Regions from separate parts of the Homo sapiens genome. Here region 1 is linked to region 2. A link is a contact called in ENCODE Hi-C or POLR2A ChIA-PET data. All regions are on one chromosome and are shown on one strand. Each heading gives the region's core, a stretch centred on a gene start or an enhancer-like site at or near the end of the contact. The rest is flanking DNA. Distances are from core to core; before and after follow the strand shown.

What was found. Hi-C counts contacts between places; a loop is a spot of excess contacts on that map. ChIA-PET counts read pairs that join two places held with the same protein, here RNA polymerase II (POLR2A). Pooled maps may share reads with other maps.
Region 1: a map of CD8-positive, alpha-beta T cell shows a loop between it and region 2 (11-fold over the local background). The contact joins the promoter of TRNT1 here to the promoter of LRRN1 in region 2. A Hi-C loop is called at or near these places in 1 of 168 maps with a recorded cell type or tissue (CD8-positive, alpha-beta T cell) and 7 of 50 pooled maps. POLR2A ChIA-PET finds 5 or more read pairs at or near these places in 1 of 52 experiments (H1).

Annotation. Positions count from the first base shown.
Region 1 is chr3:3,124,814-3,128,189 of GRCh38, reverse strand. TRNT1 (tRNA nucleotidyl transferase 1) reads right to left here and starts at 1,250. Exons shown (of 8, transcript NM_182916.3): 1 at 1,200-1,250. It overlaps LOC124909339 (a long non-coding RNA gene), which reads left to right and starts at 1,359. Exons shown (of 2, transcript XR_007095786.1): 1 at 1,359-1,630. RefSeq lists enhancers at 687-766, 189-919 and a silencer at 1,127-1,546.
Region 2 is chr3:3,797,814-3,800,787 of GRCh38, reverse strand. It overlaps LRRN1 (leucine rich repeat neuronal 1), which reads right to left and starts at 1,357. Exons shown (of 2, transcript NM_020873.7): 1 at 869-1,357. LOC100130207 (a long non-coding RNA gene) reads left to right here. Exons shown (of 6, transcript NR_149025.1): 1 at 1-87. RefSeq lists silencers at 1,037-1,146, 1,287-1,376, 1,387-1,456.

The sequences.
Region 1 (3,376 bases), core at 1-2,500, 670 kb after region 2:
TTTAGCAGGAGAGAATATAAGGGTAATCACCCCAGCACCTGGACCCATTTAGATTAAGTAAATTTACTCAGGCTCCAGAGGAAGGTCTTCAGGACTCAGATCTTATGGGTAAGAAGTTAATCACTTGTATCTTTAGATCAATGCACACTTACACATAAACATACAACTTACAAGGTATATAAGCTCTGGAAAGCTCTGTAATTCTGAGTCGGTCTGGGATATTTTCCACGCCTTCGCCCCGTACCTGGTTACAGAAATAAACTCCTTTCTTTCCTAGTTTATCTGCATCTCATTATTGGGCAGCGAGAATAAGCAGCCCAACCCTCGGTTTGGTGGTTTGGTCGGGGAGCATTACCACGACACTCGCATGCCACATGGTACTGTGATGACACTCTCCCCAGAGCAGGGCTTCAGGCAGTATGAGAGGGATGCGGGGTTCTAGAAACTCTAACCGAGTTTCTGGTCTCCAAAACTTGTCATGGTCACAGGTGGGTATCACCCTACTTCCCCACCTGCACTCGAGGATTCACGACCCTGGGATAGCTCCTAGACATTGTATTTTCCCATGAATTTAGTTTTGCTGCCCCCATTTTCCTGATTCTTTTCCTGCCATCTTGCAATCTCCTCTGATTTCTGGCACACCGCGGCCTTCCCTTCTACATATCACATCCTCGTTCTCCCCATACGGGGGTCCTGCCCATAAGGAGGCCGCAGCAGCTCTCGAGTGACCCCGGTGTAAACCTGCAGAGAAAAACCATTCCATTCCACGGAAGCGGGTGGAGGAGCCGCGCTTCCCGGCAGGCCACGTGGGGCGGAAAGACCCACTCAGTTTCCTCGCACCTCCGCCTCGACTTAGGAAAACGCTCTGGGGAACCCCAGCCCTGAAAAGGCGCGTCTCACCCCCCACGCCGGGTGCTGGCGACAAGGCCCAGTGAAAAAGCGTCTCGGGGCCGTCCGCGCGGAGGGGAAAGTGCTGAGGGAAGCCAAGGAATCCGCGCCTGCGGTCGCCGGAAACGTGGCGGGGACACGACCTCCGCGTCGGGGCTATTTTGCCCACTGCTGAGGAGGCCTCTCGCCACGTCCCGCTCCCGTCTTCCTCGAGGACCGGGCGCGGTGGCGCCTCTGGCCCACAGCAGGAAGGAAGGGGCAGCAACTCACGCCACCAACTCTGCCCCTCTGAGCGGCGCGCGCCCGCTTACCGGCCCCGCTGTTGCCGCAGCCGCCACCGCCGCCACGCGCACTTCCGGGCTGGTGAACGCGGTGACGTCACCAACGCACATGGGTTGGCGGCGAATGGGAAGTCGCGGCGGGGCGAGGGCGAGTGCGGGGGCGGGGCCCGGACCGAAGGGCTTCCGCCTCCCGTCGCTCCTCCCCACCGTGAGGCGAACCTCAGCCGGTTTCCCAGCCCCGCCGAGGCCCGCTGGGGCGAAGCGGAGCCCCGGGGGGCCCTGAGGAAACCGGCGCGGGTTCGTTTAATTACGCCCTTCTCGCCAGACCTCTGGCTGGCCCTGAGCTGCTCAGAAGCCCATCTGCGCGGCATGCCCGTGCGATCTGAGACAACTGGCAGCTGTCTTCCTTTGCAAAACGAGACTGTTAATAAAACCTACCCCAGGGTAGGACGGACTGTTCGGTAAATGTTAACTTATCCGTGTTTGACTATTCTCTCCTCTAATCTCTGCATAGGGTTAAGTCCACAGTTGACAGAGTCACGCGCATTCGAAATCTAAGCCCGCCGGTCCTATGAACTTACTGGGCATATTTTATTTTCTTACCTGGTTTGTGTAACCATTGGCCTCCTTGGCCCGGAGGCTTCCCATCTGTAACGTGGAGAACTTAGATTTGATCCAGTTCATTAATTCTTTCTAGAGCGGAAAAGAGCAAAGAGAGTGGCAAAGGAGTGGGAATACAGCCGTTGAGCCCTTAAAGTGCGAAAATGTGTAGTTTTTGTTTTGTTTTGTTTTTGAGACGGAGTTTCGCTCTTGTCGCCCAGGCTGGAGTGCGGTGGCGCGATCTGGGCTCGCTGCAACCTCCGCCTTCCGGTTTCAAGCGATGCTCCTGCCTCGGCCTCCCGAGTAGCTGGGATTACAGGTGTCTGCCACCACGCCCGGCTAATTTTTAGTAGAGACGGGGTTTTGCCGTGTTGGCCAACTGGTCTCGAACTCCTGACCTCGTGTTCCCCAGGCCTCGGCCCCCAAAAGTGCCGGGATTACTTTTGCCGGGATTCGGCCACTGCGCCCGGCCGAAAATGTGTAGTCTTTTAAGTGTAACTTTACATCACTTAGCTTTCCCTAAAATTTTCCTAGAAAAATGCTTGTGCATGTTATTTCTGTTCTTTTGCCCTCCCCACATGCCTACCTGTTCTTCCCAAACTTTTCAGCCCCACTCTCTGTAGACTTCCTAAAACGTAAAAAGTAAGATGTGCAATTACCACACCTCTTCAAGGTGTTGAATATCCTGTTTTTGGAAGCACAGGACTGGCTTTCCAAATGGACATTCAGAGGCACAGCATTGATATCATCCGGTGCAAGGATTTTCTGTCTCTCTCTCTCTTTGGGGCAAGGAAAGCCCCAAATCATCCTTTCAGGCTTGTCTGCTATTTCTCACCACCATGACCCTAGACAAACTGGACCAAAGCCTCCATTGCTGTACCCACCTAGAATAGATTCTCCAAATCACCACCTATGAAGGCAACGCTAATACAACTATTATGATGACTTACTTCGTGCCAGTTACTGTGCTGGGCACCCTCAACAATTTCTGGCCTTGTAAATATATAGTTTATATATGCAGGTGTATATACAGTTGTCCTTCCGTATCCATGGGGTATTGGTTCCAGAACATCACCCCAGCCAGTGTTCAAGTTCTTTACATAAAATGGCATAATATTTACATATAGACTATACACATTCTGTAGTACAAATCATTTCTAGATTACTTATAATACCTGATATAAATGCTGTGTAAACAGTTGTTATGCTATATCGCTTCTTTGTGTTTTTTAATTGCTATTTAATTTTTTTTTTTTTTTTTGAGATGGAGTTTCACTCTGGCGCCCAGGCTGGAGTGCAGTGGCACGATCTCAGCTCACTGCAACCTCTGCTTTCCAGGTTCAAGCGATTCTCCTGCCTCATCCTCCCAAGTAGCTGGGATTACAGGCACCCGCCTCCACGCCCGGCTAATTTTTGTATTTTTAGTAGAGACGGGGTTTCACCATGTTGGCCAGGCTGGTCTTGAACTGCTGACCTCAGGTGACCCACCCACCTAGGCCTCCCGAAGTGCTGGGATTACAGACGTGCGCCATGGTGCCCCAGCCTTATTTAATATTTTGACCTGTGGCTGGTTGAATCCACTGATGGAGAACCCATGGCCATGGAAG
Region 2 (2,974 bases), core at 108-2,607:
AACGTCCTGAGGCTGCCACTCCTTCTGGGCTCAAGGCTCACGGGCTGAGGTCTGTCCCCGCGTGGAGCTCAAGGCTCACGGGCTGAGGTCTGTCCCCGCGTGGAGCTCAAGGCTCACGGGCTGAGGTCTGTCCCCGCGTGGAGCTCAAGGCTCACGGGCTGAGGTCTGTCCCCGCGTGGAGCTCAAGGCTCACGGGCTGAGGTCTGTCCCCGCGTGGAGCTCAAGGCTCACGGGCTGAGGTCTGTCCCCGCGTGGACCGCCGAGAGTTCGGTAGATCCTTCCCAAGGCTCTGACTTCAATACTTTCAGTGCCTTGTCAATTATACCCCTTGCCCCTTTCTCTTACCAAGGCCACCGCCAAGACACCCTTTTTCTTTCCTCTCCCCGTCGCCCGCCACCTTCCTTGCCCTCCTCTTGGCCCTCTTTCCAGCTCCCTGGGCCCCCTTTCCGCGCTGCTCTCCAGCCCCAGCTGCCTTCCCCGGTTCACATCCCGGCAGCCCTCCTCCCTCCCCGTCCCCGGGCACCTCCCTCCCCTGGTCGGCCCCTGAAATCCAGCAGGCTCGGCTCCGGTCACTGCCTTTTTTTGCCTGTTTCTATCTGGCCTGCCTTCCCAACTATCGCTCTCCCACACCTTTTTTTTTTTTTTTTTGGCAAGGGGGACGGGGGGAAACGGGGCACTATATTCTCGTTTCCCGACTTCGTCATTTTCCCCAGCTCCGTGAGCCGCGCCCCCTCGTCCCCCTCAGGCCCGCGATCTTACCCTGAGGTTCCCCAGACCCCGTAGGGTCTCCCACGCCACCAAGTTTGCCTCGACTTCCCCTCGCTGCCTCCCACACCTCCTGCCGCGGCGCGGCCGGCCAGGGACTTACCCCGAGGCCCAGCTGGTGGGGGTGTTGGGGTGCGCGCGGACCCGGCACCCACGGCGGCGGCGGCGGCAGCAGCAGCAGGAGGAGGAGAAAGACGAGGAGGAGGAGGAGGACTAGCTGAGCGGCGCCTCCTTCCCAGCCCGCAGCGCGCACTGGCTCCTTGGGGCACCCCCGGGAGAGCACCAAGACCGGAGACTAGGCGGCGACACAGGCAACCGCTGCTGCACGGGGCTGGGCTCAGTCGGCTCTCAGAGGCCAGGGCAGGGGGAGGCAGGACTGGGAAGGAGGGTCGGAGAAGTGGGGTGCAGAGGGCGGGGCAGCGAGCGGCCAGGTCCGGAGGAAGGCGCCCCAGGCGCCTAGGGATGCCGCCGCCCGGGCTGACGCCGTCGGCCCCTCTCCCCGCCAGGCGGGCGCTTGCAGCCGCGGGCGCACGGGCCTCGCCTCGTTCACCGGCTCGTTGCCGGCGCCCGCGGTGCGCCCCGCTTTGTGCTCCCCGCAGCCGGCGTGCACCTGGTGTAAGCAAAGGCGGTCAGCTGATGGGCCGCGCGCGGATTGGCTGCTCCGCCGTCTCCTCCCCTCCCGCCCGACCCTCTTCGCGGCCTCCCGCCCCCGCCCTCGGCGCGGCCCCGTGCTGGGCACCATCTGTGGACCGCCCAACAAAGGCGCAGCGCGGCGGGGCTCGGGTGGCCGGGCCGCGGTCGCCGCTTTTTGTCTAGGGGACGGCAGGCTGCGGCTGGGCAGGGAGGCGAAGCGCACTGCCGGTTTTTAGCAAAAGACAGACCAAAAGAAAATACACGTCCGTGCTAGGAGGCCAGCTAGGCACAATGGGGCCCCATCTCTTTGCGGCGTAGAACTCGGGCTCGGGGGCTGAGAACCAGACACAGTTCGGCCTGGGGCTGTGGGAGCCAAGTTTCGGGGTGAAATCCGACCCTGCGTCTTAAAATACAGGGCGCGTCCTCGGGCTGTGTGTGCGCGCCCGGGGGCGTCCTCCGCAGACCTGGCCCGGGCCGGTGTCCCTGCCGCGGGAAGGAGGATTCGGACGCTTAACTCAGCGGCGAAGTCGCTTCCCATTGGAGGAGGCTTTCCGAAAACGTTTCTGAAACTTTGAAATTACAGCTTTCTGATTTGTGAGGGGTGGAAGTTGTGTTTAAACAGGCGGCGAGGGACTGAGAAGGCAGTGTTAAGTGGAGGTGTCTCCGAGGAAGGGGAGGAGGGTGGGGACGGAATAGGTCTTCGGAAACTGCGCGTGAACCTGCGTCTCAGCTTCAAAGTCGCCAGCCGGAAGCAGGGCTTCAGAAAAGCCTTGGCACCCTTTATTGGGGGAATCGGCTTTAAGCGAAAGCATCATTAGCCCCTCAGTACTGAACAACTTCTGGCAGAGGAACGTGGTGACATTTCATTATGATGTCTAAACTTAGAACTTCTGGAGAATTTGGAAGGATACATTATTCGAGAATCATCCTTTGGATTCTTCAAAGCCACAGGATACATTCAATGTCAGTAACCATATTCTTGATCCCTGTAACATTTATTGGCGTTTCGCTTAGGTCTCTGATAAATGTTTGACGTCTTTGTGTGTCTTCACACTTTGTTATCCTGAAACTGTGTCATGTAGACATAAATGGTCACAGTTTGTCTTAAAAGTCTTTAGGAAAAGGTGATACTAGCACTTGGGCTAGAAGGTCGTGCAGAGCAGAGGAAGAAAAAGGCCCACTGCTGTCTACAAATGAATGGGAAGATTTAAGATCTTTCAAAGCAAGTTGAGTCTAGACCCTTGCCCAAGTTTTGTAACATGATTTTGTCTCTTTCCCCCCTTTTCATGCAGATTATCCATGGAGTTAGCATGCAGATAGCATGGAGTTTGTCTGATAGAAGTTGGGCTCTGGTGGAAGTACGGAAATTGAATGGTCAGGGAAAGATAGAATGCAGGTTTCTTAGGGAGTCTCTATTAGGTTTCCAGCCTGCCTTCCTGGGAGTGGAAGAGAGATGAGGTTGTGCCCTTCAAGGAGGAGCTTTACAGAGGTAGGTCTTGGAGGAGCAGTCGGAGCAATTAATGATGGTGAGAGTTGCTCTTGGGAGGCCAGATCTAGAACAGCCTCCAGGTTTTGG